Regions from separate parts of the Homo sapiens genome. Here region 2 is linked to region 1. A link is a loop called in an ENCODE intact Hi-C map of the cell type or tissue named here. Cell type or tissue: heart right ventricle. All regions are shown on one strand. Links, peaks and the distances in the headings refer to the core of each region. The heading gives the core; the rest is flanking DNA.

Region 1 (11,831 bases), core at 1,542-9,541:
CTGGAGTATTAGAAAGTAGGTTACATACCCCTTTATTAAAATAAATTACATAGACCAAGCTCTCTACCCTCCAAGAATAGGGCTATTATCTTACATGGCCACAGTACAGTTATCAACTTCAGGACATTTAACATTAATGTAATAATTGTATCTAATCTACAATTAATATTCCAAGTTTTATCAGTTGTCCCAAATGTGCCTTTTATACCATTTTCTACCCTCTAGCACAAGATCAGTATGTTTTCTAATTTTTCCTTGTTTCATACCTATAAGAAAGTACGTAGCTTCCTTATACTCTCTTGCACATAGCTTTTTTCACTTCAGTATATATCCTGGAAATCACTTTATTATAGAAGTGAAAATTCCTCATATTTTTTACAGCTGCCTAATACACAGTGCGTATAAATACTATGCTTTATACAACCGGTCTCTATGCTTGGACATTCAAGTAGTTTCCAACATTTTGCAATTACAACAAATGCTTCAATGAACAATGAATACCTTATGGATACACACACACACACACACACACACACACACACACGTATACTGTATTGTTGGAGGTTTATCTTTAGAGTAAATTCTTAGAAGCGGGATTGCTAGGATAGAAACCAAATGCATATACAATTTTGTTACATATTGCCAATCCTCCTTCATAGGAATGGTACCATTTGCTATTCCCACCAGCAGTGTAGGAGAGCTCCTATTTCCTTACATCCTCTCCAACAGAATGTATCGTCAAACTTCTAAGTTTGCCAATCTAATGAATTAGAAATAGTACTGGTGTTGTTCCAATTTCATTTCTCTTACAATGAGAAGAAGATTTGAACATCTTTTCATATGTTGTCTTTCTGTGCATTCTTGCTTCATTTATTTGCTCATTCGTTCATAAAGTTTTTGTTCATTTTTTCTTTTAATTTTTAAAAGATGTTTACAACTTAGGGGTATATGCCTTTTATGGGAAAAGAACACTGAAAATATTTTCTCCCAGTGGTCATTTGTCTTTTAACGTCTTTGCTTTTGGTGTTTACCATTTTGAGTAGATAGTTTGTGTATTTGTTTGTTTTCAATTTTTTGCTTTTGACTTGCAAAAGTTTTATTTTTATGGAGCCACATTTATCTTTTGCTTTGTTGTATAGGGATTTTTAAAGAGTAGAAAGTCTCTCTGTGTTCAAGTTGTAGAGGGATTCGGTCATGTTTTCTGCTAGCGTGTGTATAGTGTTATTTCTTTTCACTTTCAGATCTCTGATGCACTTGGAGTTTATTTTTGTGTGTGGTATGAGCAACAGATCTAATTTTACCTTTTTCAAAATTGCTTTCCAGTTGTCCCAACACCATTTATTATAAAAAGACCATCTCTATCTCATGGTCTTAAATACTACCTTTATTTTATACTGGATTTTGATCCATAATTAGATGACTCTGGTGTTTGTTTACATTTTATTCCATTGGTTTCTATTTTATGTAGGCAGTTGCTGTGTTATTTGGTCCATAGATATCCATAACTGCTATAACCTTGTTGTAGACTGTGGCTTCTAATGTTAGAAAGTGTTATTCTTTCTTTTATCTAATGCTTTTACACTTGAGTTCATTCTTTCTGTAAACCTATATGATTTTTGCATTTATATTGTTTTAATTGTCACATTCATTGTATTATATGATTAACACACTTTTTCACAATGAAAACAGCTTTGTAACTAGAAAACTACAATGAAAAATCAGTTGGACATAAGATGTGAAGAGTTTGCAACCTCTCTGTTTACTTAACGTGGAAATTCTAGAGAATCAAGTAGATATTGTAATTAATAAATTACATAAATATTCTTTAGCATTTGTCGTGCCACCTATAATGATGTACTGCAAGAGCTGATTTTGTTACACAGATTCTGATTAATAAAGTCACTCTGAATGTCTCTGTGTACAGATTTGTTTTTCTGTCCATTCAGTAGTATTCTAGTTTTAAGATGCTTAAAGGTATTATAAAAAAAACTAGGGCAACGTGGATATACATGCATAAATATTGTTTCAGAAGAGAAAATTTATACAAATAAAAATAATTGAATTTTTTAGTTGGGAAAGGCATACATGTGACAAAAATGAGGACCAGTAAAGTGACTTACCTAAAGTCACATAGCAAGATAGTACAAAATCTCTCCTGTCATGCAGGTTGCTTAGCAGCTAGTCAAGTGTTCTTTTTACACTTACATGTTAAGCCTGTTTCTGTGTGTATATCAGAAGAAGTGCCTTCTTCACTTTGAGAATATCTTGGGAAATGGAAAATTTGTGTGCCCAAACTAGCCTGAAATGAAACATTAAGAGGAACCAACATATTCTTCAGGAAAAAATGTGGGGAAAGCAAGGAAAATACAGAGGGAAAGAGCAAAAATGAGTTTCAATGTTCAGAAGTAAAATTGCTAGGTGCCTTGATGATGATAACTAAACACACATGTGGTGAATCATCACTCATGGTCCTGATCACTTGGGTTCATTGTGCTTGTCAATCAAAAGGACCCCAGACGTGCCTGCCACCAATCCCCAGGCTGACCCAGATGCTTCTAGTGACTCAGTTAGGAGGATGGAGGGCAAACTGACAACAAGCAAAATTCTAATTGTTGGGAAGGTATTTTGGGTTTCCTGCACTTTGTTTTATATTTTTTTTTTTTTGAGAAAAAGATAGTCAAACCATCCAGGCATAAAATCATTCTAATAGAAAAGCTGTTGAGAATCATGGAGAAAAAAAATAAACCCTGTACACTGGAGCTCACTGCTTACTCACAGGCACTTACATCAGGATAGCAGCAGCAGCGGCAGCAGGAGCAGAAAAACAGGCTAATCAGAAGGAAGAAAAAACATTCTCTGAAAACGCTAAAATGGAGCAACAGTAGTGGCCTAGAAAGGGGTATCATATGTTTTGGTAAAAATAATAATAATAATAATAAGCCATGTAGCAATGGAGAATTGAAATTCCTGAGAGTCACTGAAACTGTTCAGGGGCTCCTTTCATTCTCTTCTTCACTTCCAAACCCTGCAAATCCCCCACGGAGCTCTTTGTATAGAGATAATTTCTCAGACTACTTAGCGGAGAAATTCATACTTTTATAGAAAGGTATGTGATGATGGTGTATTTATGTGTGAAAGAGAAAAGAGGAATTTACTGGTCTCTCCATCTTCAAGAAAGAAAATTCTAAGAATTTTCACATCACCACCTACAGACCATGACAATGTCTTCCAGAAAAATAAACATTGTTCCTTTTATGGCTTTTAGAACTAGAATGCAGAATTCAATTATTTATTTTAAAATCCCTAACAGGATTTTATCCTGGAGGAGAAAGCGTGCACAAGTAAAAGGAATTGTAAATGCTAACAAAATAAAGGAAAAAAGACAAAAAGGCTCATTATAGAATTTTCAGTATCAGGGGATTCTAATTCTAAACTGTGGATTAAATTCGTGTCATTGTTGATTACATCTTCTGGGCTGTGACCAGTGTTGTAAAAGAATAGGAGAAGCATGAAGTCTCAAAGGCAACTTCTCTTCTCCATGCCCATGGGAATATCTTAGAGCTCACAATGAGTTAATAAAAAGCCCCTGATTCTTGATCTCATGGATAAAGAGCTCACCAATTAACAGGCCCACAGGAAAGAACAAAGCAGCTTCATATCGAAACAGAAAAAACAAAAAACAAAGCCCTGCAATTTGCAAATGTCCAAGAAGTGCATGGAATATCAGTAAATAATGGAAAGGAATACAATTTTTAAAAAAATAGGCTCTGTGCATATTTGAAAGTGTCTTTTTTTCCAGATAAATAATTCTAGATGAACAATTTCATACACACAGAGCATTTGAATAATTCCATAGAATCCATTTTACCAGATCTTTCTGCCTAATTACAAGTCTTTGAACCAGACACCGGTACTTGAAAGATCAATGCCTGGCTGCACAAAGCATATATAAAGCATAATTAAGAGGAGGACTGCTCGACGGAGCCACGGATAACATGCATATGGATGTGTGAAGTCTTCACATGTACACACTTTATAGCTGTGATATGCACATCAGACACATACTCTCACTGTCCAAAATGTCTTTGGCTGCCATTTTATAAATGAGGCAATCAAAGGAAAATGGAATTAAAAACAAATAATAAGGTAACCAAATTTTAGATCATCTTCTTATTTGAATCTCTGAGTATAAAGCAAGTCTATTTAACTCCATTTTGAAGTATTTATCTCTGAAAATACCTTACTTCCTATTTAGATCAAAATTTGGTACATTTCTAGGAAATACGTGGATTTTAAATGTGAAATGATTTGTTCAACTTGCTTCTCATTTTTTTAATTCCAAATCAATATAATCAAACATTAACACTTTGGACTACTCAGAAAGTATATTTATACTTTCAGGAAGGAATATGGTAGAGTATGTACTTAAGTGGGAGCATTTTGTGTGTAAACTAGGAAGGTTGGCTTAGTCTCTGGGAGGCAAACAAATCGAAGTCGCTGAATTCTGGGGGTTCTCAATGCTCAGAGGAGGCAGCTGTAATGAATGGAAGAAAATGACAGGCAAAAAGACATCTAAGACAGTTGCTGGCACCAAGTAAATAAATAATAAATAGTACATTAATGCTGACCAAACAAAGTGACAGGATTCACCAACACATCATATGGGATAAGAAAAAGTGTGAAGAATCAGAAATTGTGATAAAATGAAAATGTGTGTCTTGACTGTAGGATAATAAACTGTTAGAGTTGCCAGGAACCTTTAAAAACAATCTAGCCCAATACTTGTGACATATTCAGGAGTGAATACATAGGGATCCGAGATGAGGAGCCCCAGAAGGCCACTTGGCCAGCCAGTCCAGTCTCCTGCCTCCCCTACTACTGCTGCTGAACCATGGTGTCTCACATGTCTAGACCACCATTGCTACTGAACCAGGGAGCCTCCTCCATGATTGCTACTGATCCATGGTGTCTCAATGTCCTTGAGCTTTGGTTCAATAGCATTACAGAAAATTAATAAAAGCTCAGAATCTCTACTTGATTGTCCTTTTATCTATATGTTTTTGCTAGGTTGAGAGGAGAAAGGCAATTATTATAAAACACTTATAATATGGTTTCAAAAGTCACTTTCTAAAAAAAAACCAACCAACCAACCAAACAAACAAAAAAACCTTCAGCTATTAAACCAGAGGCAATATTTGGAACCTCTGATGAAACCAAGTAGCTTTTAGTGCAATTAAGTAAAGGACATATAACCAGAAAGATGACACACTTTGTATATTTGCAGTTACAGTGGAAAATGCTAGCCTAAGTCAACTGTGTAAGAAATGCACCTTTGTCTCCTTTCATTTTCTGTCCCTACATTTTGACCAATTAAGATACGTTATTCTGATCTTTTATTTATCAGTATTGTGAAAGAGCAAATGACTTTTAAATGGCAAAAATCATCCACAGGGGCCTGGCTGGTAAGAGGCTGAATGCGGGGGTTGGTGTTGAGCTGTGGGACTCCGACCCCCACTCTGTGCGGGCCTGGGTGTGGTCTTGGAGGAAAGCACTGAATCACTCTGGTCTTCAGCTGCCTTGTCTAGAAAAATGACACAGTTGGTAAAAGAATCTCTAATGTGACTCACAGCTCCCATATTCTCTGATAATTCTTGCTCTGATTTAATTTTGTTCTTTATGTAAAAGTTGAATAGTAGTCTTCATCTGTTTGGGCCACTATAATAAAATACTTCAAACCGGGTGGCTTATAAACAACAGAAATATATTTCTCATGGATCTGAAGGCTGGGGAATCAGAGATCAGGGTGCCAGCATGGTTGGGTTCTGGTGTCTGCCTGCAGATGGCCACCTTCTCACTGTGTCCTCACACGGTGGAAAGGGCCAGGAGCTTCCCTGTGCTTCTTTTGTAAGGGCTCTAATCTCATTCATAAGAGCACTTCCCTCATGACCTAATCAACCTCCCCAAAGGCCCCACCTCTTAATACCATCACCCTGGGGGTCAGGATTTCAACATATGAATTTGGAAGGGACACAAACATTCAGACCATAGCAACTAGCAAGACCAGCAACTCTCAGAGGGAAAATCATATGTTAAAGAGTTAGCAATGGAGAAAGTTACAGTGGCTACAATGTGTGGGGATTGTTTGTGGAGTTCAATGAACCAAAGGCTTCCTGTTCCTACAATGCGAGCTGGACCGTAATCGTTTGCTATTTTTAGCCAAAGAGCTTTAATCACTTTTCTCTATTATGAAAGGGAAAGAATGGGGAATGTTCTAAGTTTGATTTTTGGCTAAAAATCTCTTTGCCAATTCCTTTGGACAATACATTCTGAATAGTGGCGTTTTATATCTTCCAGACAAATGTTTCTTTCATGAATATGGGTGGGGATGAATACATTTCAAAATGTCATAATTTTAGCTACCATTTATTCAACTCTATCACAAATTCAATAACCTTGAACCAGAGTTAATAGAAATTCATAAGTAATAAAAATCCAACTAGCCTCAAATTCCCATGGCTTTAAATATGCCTAAAAGCCACCAACTCCCAAAATCTCTCTCCCTGACCTAGATCTGTCTTCTGCGTTCCAACCAAAATTGCACAGGTAGGTATCTCCGCCTGGATGCCCTACTGGAGCCTGAAACTGAACACATGGAAACCGCATCACCCTCTTCCCTTTCACCCAAACCATCTCCTCCCTGAAAGTTCTGTTTCTGTGAATGTTTCCACCATCCAGACTGGTGCCTGAATTTGACTCCACAACTCTCTCCTGTCCCTTGCACGTTGATGCAACCTCCTTAATCACATCAGATACACCTCAATCTTTTCCACGAGTAACACCTTCATCCAGAATTCTAAAATGCAAGTCTGATGACTTCTCTGTTTAAAACATGCCCGTGTCCTTAGGGTGAAACCCAATCTCTACAGCATTGCATACCAGGCGGTTCATGTTCAGCCTCGTCTTCAGCTACTCCTCTTCTTTCCACCAAAGGTTCAAACCATCCTGGGCCTTTTGCAGTTTCCCCAATTCCCATATGCTCTGTTGCTTCCAATCTTTGCATAAATCACTTACTGTAGGGAGAATGCCCCTTGCCCCCTCCTTTGCCACCCTAACTCCACTAATCCTTTGAAAGTTACCTCTACCTTCCCTGAGAGTCCATATGGCTTACAATATGACAGGTGTCCTTCACCACAGTCCCTACTGAGTGACACTTTATCTTCTGCTGAACTGTAGGCCCTTGTGTGTTTTATTAACTTTATTAATTAATGTCTGGCATTGAATAAATGTTCAATGAATGCGTAATAAATGAATAACTTCGTGTATGGTAAAGGGTCTAAGTGGAGGGCAATACTAGTTCAAGGTGCCTGGGACAGTTCAGGTACACATCTGTTGTGCCAGTCTGATTGTTAATAGCACCTTTCACTCTCCAAAGTGTCCAGATGTAGGCAATAAATTATTTTGTCACTCTCTGTAAGTCAACATATAAGGTACACTTATACCCTTATTAATAAACAATACCATTTAAAAGGCATGGTAATATATTCACAGAGCAAGAGTTCTGGGGAGAGCGGTCACTGAGCCATGTTCTTGCCCAGCTGGTAAAGTTTCAGGTGGCTTTTTTCCACCTGTTGGTACTTTTTTTTTTTTTTTTTTGAGACGTTGTCTCGCTCTATTGCCAAGGCTGGAGCGCAGTGGCGCGATCTCACTTCACTACAAACTCTGCCTCCTGGGTTCAGGCGATTCTCTTGCCTCAGCCTCCAGAGTAGGTAGGACTACAGGCATGTGCCATCATGCCTGGCTAATTTTTGTATTTTTGTAGAAACGGAGTTTTGTCATGTTGGCCAGGCTGGTCTCGAACTCGTGACCTCAGGTGATCTGCCTGCCTTGGCTTCCCAAAGTGCTGGGATTAGAGGTGTGAGCCACTATGCCCAGCTTGTTTATACTTTTATTAACTGACTTTCTTTTCATTCATTGAGCATACATCCCTTTTATAAAAATAATGAAGCTATTTTGAAAAAGTCACAGTATAATTCATTTCATGTGAATTTTCTAGAATATTTGGTTTTATCTTTAGAGCTATGAAACATGCCAATATTCCGCAAATTGGAAGTCAGCTAAGCATATGACAAGATGGCCCCATCATAAAGATAAAAGACATCTGAAGCTTATGATTATATTCACAAATATGTGACCCAAACCCTCATTCCATGAAAAACAAAACTAAACTAAAATAAAATAAATAGTTCTGGTGGCCAGAATGCCAGATTATGCAGGCATTTGGGTAGAAGCTGCTGCCTAGGGTCTGGACTTCCACAGCTGGTGAGAAGAATAAATGCAAGACCAAACTTTCAAACAGTAACGGCATATGGAAAACATTACATGGAACATAAACATTGCTAATAAGAATCCAACAGAGGTCATCTAAAAAATATTCTCTTATTTGAATGCACTTCCACGATTAATTCTTCATTGCAGGGTGATGGCTTTTATCAGTTCAAATGGCTAAAGTTTAATGCAATGTTAGTGTGGAAGAAAAATAATGTTTTCTATCAAGTTTTTATGGTAATTAAATGTATATAGTGAAGCATCATTGGCCAGTGCCTTTTAACTGGTACATAAATGCAGAAGTTAAAAGTAAATTTTTGATTGAACTACAATTCCAAATAAAGTTTTGGACCAATTACTTTCTTTATGTTTCTTGATGACTTGCAGATGCAGCCAAAAGAGTACCAAGCACATTTCTCCCACCTGAACAGAGATATTTTAGACACATCATCTCCAAATCTGAGGATCCAAAGTTGAGACTACTGTTTATATCTCTTTCAGAGTTTTCTATTTCTAGCAGAAGAATGGTTGTAAGGTCTTGTACATCAGCTAAAAGGAGGATGACAGTGGGGGTGGACCCTTGTCAGCCAGAGGCTTTGAGCTCCTTTATTGGAAGTGGACTAGTTTATGCACTGATGTTGTTTGGCTGTGTTTCCACCCAACGTCTCAGCTTGAATTGTAATCCCCATAATACCCACATATACAGGGAGAGACCAGGTGGAGGTAATTGAATCATGACAGTAGTTTCCCACATGCTGTTCTCATGATAATGAGTGAGTTCTCACGAGATCTGATGGTTTTTTAAGTGTTTGGTAGTTCCTCCTGTGTTCATTCTCCTTCTTGCCGCCCTGTGAAGAAGATGCCTCACTTCCTTTTGCCTTCTGCCATGACTGTAAGTTTCCTGAGGCCTCCCTCGCCATGCTGAACACGGAGTCAATTAAATCTCCTTCCTTTATAAATTATCCAGTCTCAGGAGGTCTTTATAGCAGTGTGAAAAAGGACTAATACATGCACTGATGCATTTCACAAATCTGCTTCTATAAAACAGACAGCTGGCCTTAGAGGGAAGTCTCCCCACTAACAGGATCAACCTAACTGATCATGGGTTGAAGTCAAGACCTACAGACCTGGGTTCAAATTCTGTCACGTAACCTTGATCAATTTACTTAATCTCTTGTAGTGGTCCAACAGAAGAACGGGTTTGAGTGAACATCAACACTCTGTTACCTAAATTGTAGAGGCATTATCTTTTACTGAGATAAGCTCAAAGGCTACATTTTCAGAAGAGGGTGTGAGTTATTCAGTGAGCGATGCCTCTCAAGTTGCCTAAATTTCCTCTTGGAAGGTGAATTCTGAAGGGTGCTGATATTCTATCTGTTCAGAGTGACATCTTGCCAGGGCATCAAGAAGCCCTAATGAAGGCTGCTTTTAGCAACTCACAATGTCTGGAACTAATACTCTCAAAGTGTTTGTGCTGCTTCTTAATACACACCCTACTGTGGCCAACTCATCCTCTTCCATATTTTCCCTCACTATCTACCACTTATAATCATCTATCCAGCCTAAGTTGCTCCCTAGAGCATCAAACCTCTCCAAATGACTTCTGGAAATTTCCACTTGAATGTCCCACTGGCACCTGAAACTCGGACTCAACCCATCCAAACCTGATTGCTTCATCAGCCACCCCCTTCAAACCCCCCTCTTTCAAGCTCCAAATCTTGGTGAATGGTTTCACCAACTGCACAATTAATTAAACCAGAAAACTTAACCTCATCTTGATCATCCCCTGCATCTATTCAGTCACCATTTCTGGCCTGTTCTATGTTTTAAATGTTTCTTCCTCCCTTCAGCCACTCAACATGAAGATGACAGAATAAAGAACCTTATGATGATCTATTTTTACTTAATGAGTAATAAATGTATTTTCTATTCTTTATGATTTTCTTTTTCTGAGGTGGAGTTTTGCTCTTGTCACTCAGGCTGGGGTGCAATGGCATGATCTTAGCTCACTGCAACCTCCACCTCCCAGGTTCAAGCAATTCTCCTGCCTCAGCCTCCTGAGTAGCTGAGATTACAGGTGCCTGTCACCATGGCCAGCTATTTTATTATTATTATTATTATTATTATTATTATTATTATTATTATTAGAGATGAGGTTTCACCATGTTGGCCAGGCTGGTCTTGAACTCCTGACCTCAGGTGATACACCCACCTTGGCCTCCCAAAGTACTGGGATTACAGGCATGAGCCACCACGCCTGGCCTTTATGATTTTCTTAATAACATTTTCTTTTATCTGGCTTGCTTTAAGAGCACAGTGTGTAATACATATAACACAAAATATATATGATCAACTATTTTCTATGGTAACCCAAAGTGAAATTTCAAGTTTATTTTATACACATTAAAAGAGATAAGAAATGCAGTTTTTTCTAAAGCATGATTACTCTAATTCTAAAAGAAATAATTCTGAATATGGTTTTATTTCTGCATATATTTATACAACACTACAAGTGCCACCTGAAGTTTTCAAATTACAAAGTTTTCTACAGATTATTGTGCAGTGATAACGATAAGCTCTCTAGTTTAGCATACTACAGTACACAAGTACTGTATCAAGCTGGATATTATTAAGCATGAGACATAAACAGGCCAATCGAAATCCTTTGAGATTAAGAAGTGATAGTTACCAATAAACATAAGTGGAAACCGAACAGGTCAAGAAGGATTGAATATTTAAGAATCCATGAAGCATAAACAATTGATGCAAATGTATCTCTCATTTTATTTTTTTGCGATAGGGCCTCACTCTGTCGCCCAGGCTGGAGTGCAGTGGCATGATCATGGCTCACTGCACATACCACCACGCTGGTCTATGAATTGACTACTCATGTTATCAGTAAGGCTTCCTTCCAGTCACCAGTAGAGTATTGGTACTTTAAGTTTTGAGGGAGTCAAAGCTATACTTGAATTTTTGACTGCACAGGGGGTTGGCACCTCTAACCCCCATATTGTTCAAGGGTCAACTGTGAATAGATAAGACTAGATAGATAGATAGATAGATAGATAGATAGATAGATAGATAGATAGATACATAGATAGATACATAGACAGACAGACAGATATAGAAATAGAGACAAAGATAACAGTTGACACAGAACTTGACATATACTAAGCCACTGGTAATGATCCTAGTCTATCACAAACTGATGATCCGAGAGCCAGTTCCGGCCCGTGGATGTATTTCATTAGATGGCAAAGTTTCACCTAAAAACCTGGAGTGTTAATTTATTGTGAAAGCAAGTCTTAAGGTCTGATAGCACTGGGTCTGTATTTCTCACACAATCAGCAGCTAGAGCTGCATAGGACCAACTCAACTCATATGACACTGAGGTGCCACAATTTATCACAGACCTCATCAATTCTTAGGTTTTCTCCTTGGCCTACTTCACCATTATCCGAGCTTATACCCTGCTCCTATATAAAACTATGGGAAATGCTTTGAGA
Region 2 (11,831 bases), core at 1,335-9,334, 510 kb before region 1:
CATGACCCCGAGTGATTGCCATCTGTTGATTATTGGTCTCAGTCCAATTTTTCAGTCTAGTATCCACATTAAAAAAGATATACACATATATTAGCATCAAAATAATTATCCACAACAGCATCTGTGCCAAGGACAGAATGAATGGGCCATTTGAAACGCATTGTCCATTCATGCCTAAAGGTGACCTCTGCAGTAATTCTGGGGCATTCTCTTAGATGATTTTGCTGGCTTGGAGCAAGATTCTGACTTGCTGAGTTCTGAGATAAATAATGGATTATTCCAAACTAGAACCCAAAGGGAAAAATATGGCTATCCATTATTTATTTTTTATCAAGGATATCCTTTATCCAAAAAGTGATTTAGAGCAGCTTACATGGTTGCACATAATATAGCTATCTCATATGGATTTAAAATAAAAACAAAAAGTAAGGCAAGGAAAAAATGTGCATGAAAATCAGATAGTGCCAGAAGTGAGATTAGTATCAAAAAAGAGTTTTGCTTGTAGTTGGCTTTCTGGCATAAAATATGAAGAGGAAAACATGATCAGTTGCAAGAGTCACAGTATTTATATAGTAAAAACAAAGAAAGAAAGAAAAAAAATCTTCAATAGTCCAAGTAAAAAACTCTGCCTGACACAAGACTTTTTACACACAGGAATTTTTCCTTGTTATAGTAGCCCACAAGGGATATAGCAGAACAAAGACCTAGGCTCTTTCCTTTTGCAGGACCTGTATCCTACTTTCTCCTCCCCCTTGTCTTCCCTCAATAAAAGTCCTCAAGGATCTAGAACCAGAAACATCATTTGACCCAGCAATCCCATTACCGGGTCTATACCCAAAGGATTATAAATCATTCTATTATAAAGACACACACACACATATGTTTACTGTAACACTATTTACAATAGCAAATACTTGGAACCAACCCAAATGCCCATCAATGATAGACTGGATAAAGAAAATGTGGCACAAATACACCATGGAATACTATGCAGCCGTAAGAAAGAATACGATCGTGTCCTTTGGAGGGACATGGATGAAGTTGGAAGCCATGAGTCTCAGCAAACTAACACAGGAAGCAGAAAACCAAACACCACATATTCTCACTCCTAAGTGGGAGTTGAACATGAGAACACATGGACACAGGGAGGGGAACAACACACACCGGGGTCTGTTGTGGAGTGGGGGCAAGGGAAGGAGAGCATTAGGACAAATGCCTAATGCACGTGGAGCTTAAAACCTAGACGACGGGTTGATGGGTGCAGCAAACCACCACCACGGCACGTGTATACCTATGTAACAAACCTGCACATTCTGCACATGTATCCCAGAACTTAAAGTAAAAAAAAAAAAAAAAAAAAAAGTCTTTCCCTAAGTTAATGTTTACCAAGCCCTCACTATGAGGCAGGCACTGTGTTAGTTACTTTCCCTATAGGGTTTCAGTACATGATGATAACACAGTTGTGACAGGGTGGCAAATAGTATTGGCCTTCTGATAGATGAAGACAGGTTTGGGACAGGAGTGACATATCTGGGTGGGTCAGTAGGTCTGTCTGATTCCAAAGTTTCTGTGCTTATCAGTAGCAATATGCAGCTTTTAAAGAAGGGGCTGAAAGATAGCTAACAAAACACCTCTAGACAGTTCCAATTAGGGTTATATGTTTTTAAAGCACTCCCCAAAGGAACAGATTGTGTTTGATGATTCTAGCAGGAAAATGAGGCGATGATCTTGCTAACAGATCAATGTGTGGGGTCATCAAAGTTTATTGTGGATCATGTTTTTTTTTTTTATGAAATGAAAGCCTAAAATAGACCTTGTCAAGAGTAAGTTTCAACACCTTTAAGTACAAAAAGCTTCACTTTGCTGTCATTTGAACTTCTCAATTTCATATTTAACAGGACAGAAACAATCAGAGATGGTTCTGAGTGTGGAAATCTGGCCAATAAAGACAGTTTGTGAGGAGGCCAGGCTGGCTGTTTCTCCAAAGTTTCTAGAGCGGTCATGCCTATTAAATTGACTGCACGTGTGTTGCATAGCGTGCCTGTACTGCTCAGAAAGGTGACAATGACTGAGACAGCATTATATCTATCCCCTACATTTGTAGCAGACAGAGCCAGAGAAATCTTCACAGCAGGGGATGTTACCAGAACAATATAAAGGGAGCCTGAAGAATGACCACAGTGCTGCTGGTTTCCAGGCAATACTAGCAGCCGACACATCAGAGTTCAGCGCCTTAAAAGGAGCTACAATTGGTGTGTGCGAGCAAAACTGTCCTGGGATGAAAAGGTAGCGCCAATGAAAGCACTGAGCTTTGCAAACGGAGGCAATGGTTACCCCTCCCCTCCCCAAATTTACGTATAGACACACATACGCGTGCGCACACACACATAGAATTGAGATAATCTTCAATGGCATTGTCATGTGTTTAATATTTAGCTCCTCCATCTAGATCACTGTTGTTTGTCAAATCACCAATGTACAGAAGGCAGGAGGCAGCCTCCATGGCTTCTCATAAAACCTAACATGGAAGCATTCTCATGAAAATGTGTACTGATGAAGGCGATCAAGAAGATAAAATAGTAATGGATGTAGAAAAAGAACACTACCTATCTTGGCAAGAACCGCTCTGAGTTGAAAATAGGTTAGCACTGGCGGTGGGGTGAAATTAGGGAAGTAAAGGCAAAGCAGAAACCGGGAGGAATCGGAGCATCTATCTACCCATCCTTCCTGCAAGGAGTCTCCTGAGATGTTTCCGTAACAAGTTTGTCTATTCACAGTAGGAGGCATTTCAAACTGATCTGTTTGAGGATGCATTTAATTACTGTCATGTTGATAATGAAGCGTCTTCTCACCCTCCCACCTACAGACTTAATTGTATGTACACCCATCTTTTCTTGTAACCTCACTTCCAGATATCTTTCCTTCCATTCAAAGCTAATTTCAAATACTCCCCTGTTCCTCCCACTTCCTCTTAGAGCTTTCACCATTAATTATTCCCTTTCCTGTCCTGTACTTGGGGGGGAAAGGCTGTCACACAGAGATGCCCAGAAGAATCTGAACAAACAGGCCTTGCTCCGCTTCCCCCAGTTTGTTATCATTAGATCATACCCGTTTGTCCTCCAATCATACTTCTGCAGGACTGTCCATAAAAATACACAGATATCCTCATTTCTTTCGGTCTTTATTTTCGAAGTCTCCTGTGTCAGGTAAAAGTTAGGTTAAATAAATCTCTATGCTTTCCTCTTGTTAATTTGTGTTTTGTGATAGGGGTCTCAGCCATGAACTGTGATGAGTGAGAAAAAGATATTACTTTTTCTCCCTCCTAGCGCCACACTTCACATAGTCACCCAAGACAGAAACCAGAGCGTCATTGTCAACACTTTGCAATCAGAATCCATATTCAACCTGTCACTAAACCTTGCTATTTCTACCTCTTTAAGAGCTGAGTAGCTGTCTTCTCCATTTCCACTGCCTGCCTCAGGATATGACCATGGTAGCCAGGATTTATGGAAGACTTTCATAACAACTCTTTTTCTTTCTTTCTTTCTTTCTTTCTTTTTTTTTTTTTTGAGACAGAGTCTTACTCTGTTGCCCGGCTGGAGTACAGTGGCACAATCTTGGCTCACTGCAACCTCTGCCTCCTGGGTTCAAGTGATTCTCCTGCCTCAGTCTCCCAAGTAGCTGGGATTACAGATGGCCATCACCATGCCTGCCTAATTTTTTTATTTTTAGTAGAGACGGGGTTTCACCATGTTGGCCAGGCTGGTCTCAAACTCCTGACCTCAGGTGATCTGCCCGCCTCGGCCTCCCAAAGTGCTGGGATTACAGGCTTGAGCCACTGTGCCTGGCCGACTCTTCCTGATTCCAGTCTTGATCCCTTTGCATGTATCCTCTCCCTTCTTACATTTCTATTGCTCCCAAAGAAGTGAACTGAAACTCTGGCGAAGTCACTTACCATCAACGACCACTCTCCAGGAGCATAACAGTCAAGCTTCCTGACATGGAGCAAAGGTACTTTTAGCATGAGCCTTTCCCTGACCTCTTCAGGACAGCCACCCTTGATTTCCTCCCCATGCACCTTACATCTAGTACAGCAAGCTGCCGCCAACCCTGTGCACAGACCTCTGGCATTGCACCTACCAGGCCGTTCTGTTCCTGTCTTCTATTTGACTCCCCTCAGCCTGAGCAGATGCAGGTGAGTGATTCTGAACCTTCAGATCCTTATGTCTACAGAGAAACTGGTACCTAGTAAGTGGTCAATACATTTTGGCTCCGTGAATAAATAAGTGAATATTCGATTCTCTTCTGACTGCTGGGGATGGCCTTATCTGACAGCTAACGTCTAAACAAGTTTCCTAGAGTGATTAACACAAGCAGGCAAGGATGAAAGAAAGAAATGCAAAACACAGTGATCCTGAGGCCCAGAGAACCAAAACAGGGAAGGGCAGAGGGGTGGGGACACGGCAGGGAAAGTGCCTGCTACATGGGTCAGCTTTGCTCTACACACCTTGGTTGGTTCTCTTTGAGATCTAGTTTTATTCATATAAGAAATCATTTCTTTAAGTTCAGTGCCACATATGAGTTTCATTATAGGCCAGCAGAAAGCAATAAAGTACCCTGGAGACAAAGTAATAGCATGAAAACGTGTGGAGCTATGGTCCAGCTTTGTATTTGAATAAGGACTATATTTAACACAAAAAGAAAACCTCCCAGGACGGATGCGGTGGCTCATGCCTATAATTCCAGCACTTTGAGAGGCCGAGGCAGGCGGATCACTTGAGGTCAGGAGTTTGAGACAAACCTGACCAACATGGTAAAACCTGGTCTCTACTAAAAATACAAAAATTAGCCCGGTTCGGTGGCGCATGCCCGTAGTCCCAGTTACTCGGGAGGCTGAGTAATATTTTATTTTGTTAGCCCTATTTCATGCCCATTTCTTATGGATTAATTTAAATTCCAATATGCAAGTGGTAATAATATGGCCATTGGTAGTCCCTTCTGTGAATCACAGATTTTACAGTAACGTGGAGAAACAGGCATTTCTTCATCTTCGATGTCTACTTGTTTGGGAGCAATTTATCAAGGAGACTGTTGAACCATCAAGAGTAAATTGTGTACTTTGGGGTGCAAACTGCTAATTGCTAATGCATTAATTAAAAGATTTCTTGTGCTTTTTTGCTCCAGGAAGCAAAGCCTATACAAATGTACCCAGTCACCTTTTCCTGACCTGCCCCTGCTCCCACCCCTTCTTGGATATTCGGAATGAGAACACGAAGATAATTTGTATGCACATTTCTGACAACCATTTTAGGGTTCTGTAATGATAAAGAACAATTAACAAAGGCTTCCCTGGCATTGACTAACCACTTTCTGGGCAAATGGTTTAATTAACGAAGAGGCTGCTTCCTTTGGTTTAATCACACAGCATTTAAGTAGAGGCCGCTTAGGCAAATAAAAGGCTGTTATTTCTTTTGGGTATTTTGCTAATGTCTGTCTGTCCACAAGATGGCAGTAAACGTTTGATGAGTTTCTATGATAACTTTAGTCTTTTGTGTGTAAATGTGTGTGTATGGAAGGGGTGGGGGTGAGACTTCCTTTAGAAGAAAAATTTTATTTATTTGATGTTTTACATTGTTTTACACTTTATGTCAAATACGTCTACTAGTATATAATTAATTTAAAATATCTTCAAGTGGGTGACAGTTACACTGTTTATCCTAACAGTTCAGCTGTGTATCCTAACAAAAATAATATCGTCTCCATCTCAACTGCATCTAACAAAAAGGATGAACAAAAAGTTAACATTTGATTATGAGAAATTAGAGAGTTCTAACTTTACTGGCTAATAACTTGGAAATATATGAACAAACTGGTTCATTTCTGAATCCTAGGTGAGTGGGTGCTATAAGCAAGAGTTGTGGGTACTATATGCAAAAGTGAAACACACTAGGATCTTCTCTGTAAGAAGCTTTAGACCTACAGAGACTATCCAAGTGAGTGTGTTCACAAAATTGTTATACAAGCTAATGGGTGACATAAGGGAGATATGAATGAGAAACTGTGTCACTAATAGTAGAGGAGAGATGATTTTTAATTGGTGGGAACCAGGAAGGCATTCTTGGAAAGTGGGGCACTCAATATTTGCTCTCACCTAGGAGTGGGACCCAGACTTGTGAGTTGCCTGCACATAGGTGTGAGAGTAAAAGCTCACCTGGACAGGTGAAGAATACCTGGGGATGAATAGGTCAGTTGACTTGGTTGCAAAGTGTATCTAAAGGGTAGGATTGGGAAGAGTGAGCTTGATGGTTGAATGTGAGTTTTAGAAGTTTGGATTTTTTTCTGGAGGCAATGGAGGATCACTAAAGGTTTTGAGCTGAGAAGGAGCCTAGTGGCAGTGGCTCAGAAAGAACAGCCTGGAATCTCTGCAGGATGTATTGAGGTGGAGAGACACTGGCTGTGTGATAGTGTGTATAGGTCTAGAGAAAGGTGGTGTTATGGTCATATTCAAGCTACAGTCCTGAAGCAACGACCATTAACTTCATTTCTTTAGGTGATTTTCCTCATTCGAAAGCAAAGGCTTGGACGAGGTGGTTCTTTTCAGCTCTAAAAATTACAGGCCTGGCTAGGATAATAGCAGGGGTATGGAGACAGGTGAATGGATGCAGGAGAGATTAGCAAGGCAGGCAGAGAAGCACCTGGTCTCTGACTGGAAAGGGAATGGAGGGACATTGGAATGGAAGCTTGGCAGGAAGCAGAGAAGAGAGATAAAGGCAGAAGAACATTTTATGCAAAAGAACATTATATGCCTAGAGTCACAGTGGGATTGTAAGTAGAGAATGGCAACGCCAGCTATGTGAAGAATATTTTCAGATTTGAACACTGGCATTATTTGTAACAGTTAAATCATAGACAAAAGAATTGTTTAAATGTATCTGAAAGATTTGGGTAAATTATCTGAAGAGGTAGCCGAATACTGTCATGGAGGTTTCCATTCCTTTCTTCTTGATACATGTAGTATTCAGCACACATAACATTGCCAGAGAAGGCAGAAAGGCTCTTAAATGCAGTATTGGAATGGACACAAAACAGGCAGGTCTTTGTATACAAAGATGGCTACTATGGGCCTCATAGGAGCTGGGCTCCCAGCTGCTTTCCTGCTGGTGGTGACCTATGAGGCCCAGGCCACCACGTGTGCTCCCAGAGCCACAGCCACCGGGAGTGTGGAGGTAGCACAGGCTTCATGAGTCATCATTGAAGACCCAGTTCTCAGTCCCAATGTTATCTCAGCAACGAAAGCAACCCAGTGGTGGGGGTTTCTCTCCACCCACTTCTGACTAGATCGTTGTGCATAAAGGAAAAATGTGAAGTGAACAAATAGTTATTGGGGAGTGGATTCAAAAGTGCAATTTCCAGAGCAGTCACAGGGTAAGATCAGGCAGTTTCAGGCTAATCTCCAGGACCACAACACTGGATGATGACAGCTGATGCCCAGAGAGGGGTGACTATGGTTGGAGGGTGGACCCTGATGTGCCTTCAGATTGCCAGAGATTAAAGTCTTTGTGATACTGCTCAGTGTTCTGCATTGAACGTGGACATTTTCATTTCATGTGCTGAATGTAGTGAATTCATTTCTAGAATGTTCAGTTTATCAGCATATCACATCCTCAACCTTTCTGCATCAACAGGCATTTGCCATATAATGAACATATATGTGTATTTGTTAAGACAGGAATTTATGCCCTTTAATACAGGAAGCTAAAACATTCCTAAGTAGGTTAATTTTACAGTAAAATCTCTGGCCATCTTCACTTCCATGTTTGTATTTGGAACTGCGTATAAATCTGCATTTGGTCTCCAAACTTTCTAACATCTAAAATCCTTTTCCTGAGAGTCTGAAGTGATTCAAACATCAGGGATTGGAGAAAAGTAGGGAGTTTGAAGACAAATATAAAAGGTAAGATCACAGCTTTGGGAAACCACGAGTAACTTCAATTTTCTAATAACAAAAATATTAACTATTCTTTTACTACAAACATTATAGAAGTACTATACAACTCTTTCTTCTTCTTCTTCTTCTTTTTTTTTTTTTTTTTTTGCCAAATCCAGTTTTCTTTCTTATTTTAAAAATACTAACGTAATGGTTAAAAGCAATATTTTCTACAATGTGCTGAGAAGTTAGTAGAAGATATGGCTATGAGGTTACTGAAGGTATAGGACATAAGAAAAAGAAATTCCCCAAGGAAGCAAGGACTAAAAGTGATATGGTTTGTCTGTGTCCTCACCCAAATCTCATCTTGAATTGTAATTCCCATTGTCCCCATGTGTCATGGGAGGGACCTGGTGGGAGGTAATTGAATCAATGGGGCAGTTACCTCCATGCTGTTCTCGTGGTAGTGAGTGAGTTCTAATGAGATCTGATGGTTTTATGAGGGCCTTTCTCCCCTTTTGCTCACTATTCTCCTTGCTGCCACCATGTAAAGAAAGACATGTTTTATCAGAGACTAGGATTGCAACCCCTGCCTTTTTGTGTTTTCCATTTGCTTGGTAGATCTTCCTCCATCCTTTTATTTTGAGCCTATGTGTGTCTCTGCACGTGAGATGGGTTTCCTGAATACAGCACACTGATGGGTCTTGACTCTTTATCCAATTTGCCAGTCTGTGTCTTTTAATTGGAGCATTTAGTCCATTTACATTTAAAGTTAATATTGCTATGTGTGAATTTGATCCTGTCACTATGATGTTAGCTGGTTATTTTGCTCGTCAGTTGATGCAGTTTCTTCCTAGTCTCGATGGTCTTTACATTTTGGCATGATTTCGCAGTGGCTGGTACCGGTTGTGCCTTTCCATGTTTAGTGCTTCCTTCAGGAGCTCAACAAAGATCAAAAGAGCAAAGAAGGCCATTACATAATGGTAAAGGGATCAATTCAACAAGAAGAGCTAACTATCCTAAATATATATGCACCCAATACAGGAGCACCCAGATTCATAAAGCAAGTCCTGAGTGACCTACAAAGAGACTTAGACTCCCACACAATAATAATGGGAGACTTTAACACCCCACTGTCAACATTAGACAGATCAACGAGACAGAAAGTTAACAAGGATACCCAGGAATTGAACTCAGCTCTGCACCAAGCGGACCTAATAGACATCTACAGAACTCTCCACCCCAAATCAACAGAATGTACATTTTTTTCAGCACCACACCACACCTATTCCAAAATTGACCACATACTTGGAAGTAAAGCTCTCCTCAGCAAATGTAAAAGAACAGAAATTATAACAAACTGTCTCTCAGACCACAGTGCAATCAAACTAGAACTCAGGATTAAGAAACTCACTCAAAACCGCTCAACTACATGGAAACTGAACAACCTGCTCCTGAATGACTACTGGGTACATAACAAAACGAAGGCAGAAATAAAGATGTTCTTTGAAACCAACGAGAACAAAGACACAACATACCAGAATCTCTGGGACACATTCAAAGCAGTGTGTAGAGGGAAATTTATAGCACTAAATGCCCACAAGAGAAAGCAGGTAAGATCCAAAATTGACACCCTAACATCACAATTAAAAGAACTAGAAAAGCAAGAGCAAACACATTCAAAAGCTAGCAAAAGGCAAGAAATAACTAAAATCAGAGCAGAACTGAAGGAAATAGCGACAAAAAAAAACGCTTCAAAAAGTTCATAAATCCAGGAGCTGGTTTTTTGAAAGGATCAACAAAATAGATAGACCGCTAGCAAGACTAATAAAGAAAAAAAGAGAGAAGAATCAAATAGACGCAATAAAAAATGATAAAGGGGATATCACCACTGATCCCACAGAAATACAAACTACCATCAGAGAATACTACAAACACCTCTACGCAAATAAACTAGAAAATCTAGAAGAAATGGATAAATTCCTCGACACATACACTCTCCCAAGACTAAACCAGGAAGAAGTTGGACCTCTGAATAGACCAATAACAGGATCTGAAATTGTGGCAATAATCAATAGCTTACCAACCAAAAAGAGTCCAGGACCAGATGGATTCACAGCCGAATTCTACCAGAGGTACAAGGAGGAACTGGTACCATTTCTTCTGAAACTATTCCAATCAATAGAAAAAGAGGGAATCCTCCCTAACTCATTTTATGAGGCCAGCATCATCCTGATACCAAAGCCGGGCAGAGACACAACCAAAAAAGAGAATTTTAGACCAATAACCTTGATGAACATTGATGCAAAAATCCTCAATAAAATACTGGCAAACCAAATCAAGCAGCACATCAAAAAGCTTATCCACCATGATCAAGTGGGCTTCATCCCTGGGATGCAAGGCTGGTTCAATATATGCAAATCAATAAATGTAATCCAGCATATAAACAGAACCAAAGACAAAAACCACATGATTATCTCAATAGATGCAGAAAAGTCCTTTGACAAAATTCAACAACCCTTCATGCTAAAAAGTCTCAATAAATTAGGTATTGATGGGATGTATCTCAAAATAATAAGAGCTATCCATGACAAACCCACAGCCAATATCATACTGAATGGGCAAAAACTGGAAGCATTTCCTTTGAAAACTGGCACAAGACAGGGATGCCCTCTCTCACCACTCCTATTCAACATAGTGTTGGAAGTTCTGGCCAGGGCAATTAGGCAGGAGAAGGAAATAAAGGGTATTCAATTAGGAAAGAGGAAGTCAAATTGTCCCTGTTTGCAGACGACATGACTGTATATCTAGAAAACCCCATTGTCTCAGCCCAAAATCTCCTTAAGCTGATAAGCAACTTCAGCAAAGCCTCAGGATACAAAATCAATGTACAAAAATCACAAGCATTCGTATACACCAATAACAGACAAACAGAGAACCAAATCATGAGTGAACTCCCATTCACAATTGCTTCAAAGAGAATAAAATACTTAGGAATCCAACTCACAAGGGACGTGAAGGACCTCTTCAAGGAGAACTACAAACCACTGCTCAAGGAAATAAAAGAGGATACAAACAAATGGAAGAACATTCCATGCTCATGGGTAGGAAGAATCAATATCGTGAAAATGGCCATACTGCCCAAGGTAATTTACAGATTCAATGCCATCCCCATCAAGCTACCAATGACTTTCTTCACAGAATTGGAAAAAACTACTTTCAAGTTCATATGGAACCAAAAAAGAGCCCTCATTGCCAAGTCAATCCTAAGCCAAAAGAGCAAAGCTGGAGACATCATGCTACCTGACTTCAAACTATACTACAAGGCTACGGTAACCAAAACAGCATGGTACTGGTACCAAAACAGAGATATAGATCAATGGAACAAAACAGAGCCCTCAGAAATAACGCCACATATCTACAACTATCTGATCTTTGACAAACCTGAGAAAAACAAGCAATGGGGAAAGGATTCCCTATTTAATAAATGGTGCTGGGAAAACTGGCTAGCCATATGTAGAAAGCTGAAACTGGATCCCTTCCTTACACCTTATACAAAAATCAATTCAAGATGGATTAAAGACTTAAACGTTAGACCTAAAACCATAAAAACCCTAGAAGAAAACCTAGGCATTACCATTCAGGACATAGGCATGGGCAAGGACTTCATGTCTAAAACACCAAAAGCAATGGCAACAAAAGACAAAATTGACAAATGGGATCTAATTAAACTAAAGAGCTTCTGCACAGCAAAAGAAACTACCATCAGAGTGAACAGGCAACCTACAAAATGGGAGAAAATTTTCGCAACCTACTCATCTGACAAAGGGCTAATATCCAGAATCTACAATGAACTCAAACAAATTTACAAGAAAAAAACAAACAACCCCATCAAAAAGTGGGC

What was found. Hi-C counts contacts between places; a loop is a spot of excess contacts. Peaks named below come from ENCODE experiments on the same cell type or tissue, not always from the same donor. Only the 100,000 strongest peaks of a DNase experiment are listed, where the experiment ranks them.
Region 2: it touches region 1 in a loop (4-fold over the local background); 8 of 110 quality-filtered maps call a loop at or near these places.

What each region holds. Positions count from the first base shown.
Region 1 is chr6:147,645,613-147,657,443 of GRCh38, reverse strand. It overlaps a transcript of SAMD5 not described here. Among named protein-coding and RNA genes, the nearest start is that of SAMD5, 140 kb to the right of the region's middle. RefSeq lists an enhancer at 2,472-2,641. In heart right ventricle, for the core only: a CTCF peak has its summit at 5,821; a DNase peak (open chromatin) is centred at 5,853; H3K27ac peaks cover 1,144 bases.
Region 2 is chr6:148,160,226-148,172,056 of GRCh38, reverse strand. No RefSeq gene overlaps it. Among named protein-coding and RNA genes, the nearest start is that of SASH1, 180 kb to the left of the region's middle. In heart right ventricle, for the core only: a CTCF peak has its summit at 5,508 (motif pointing right); no DNase peak of the experiment used is centred there.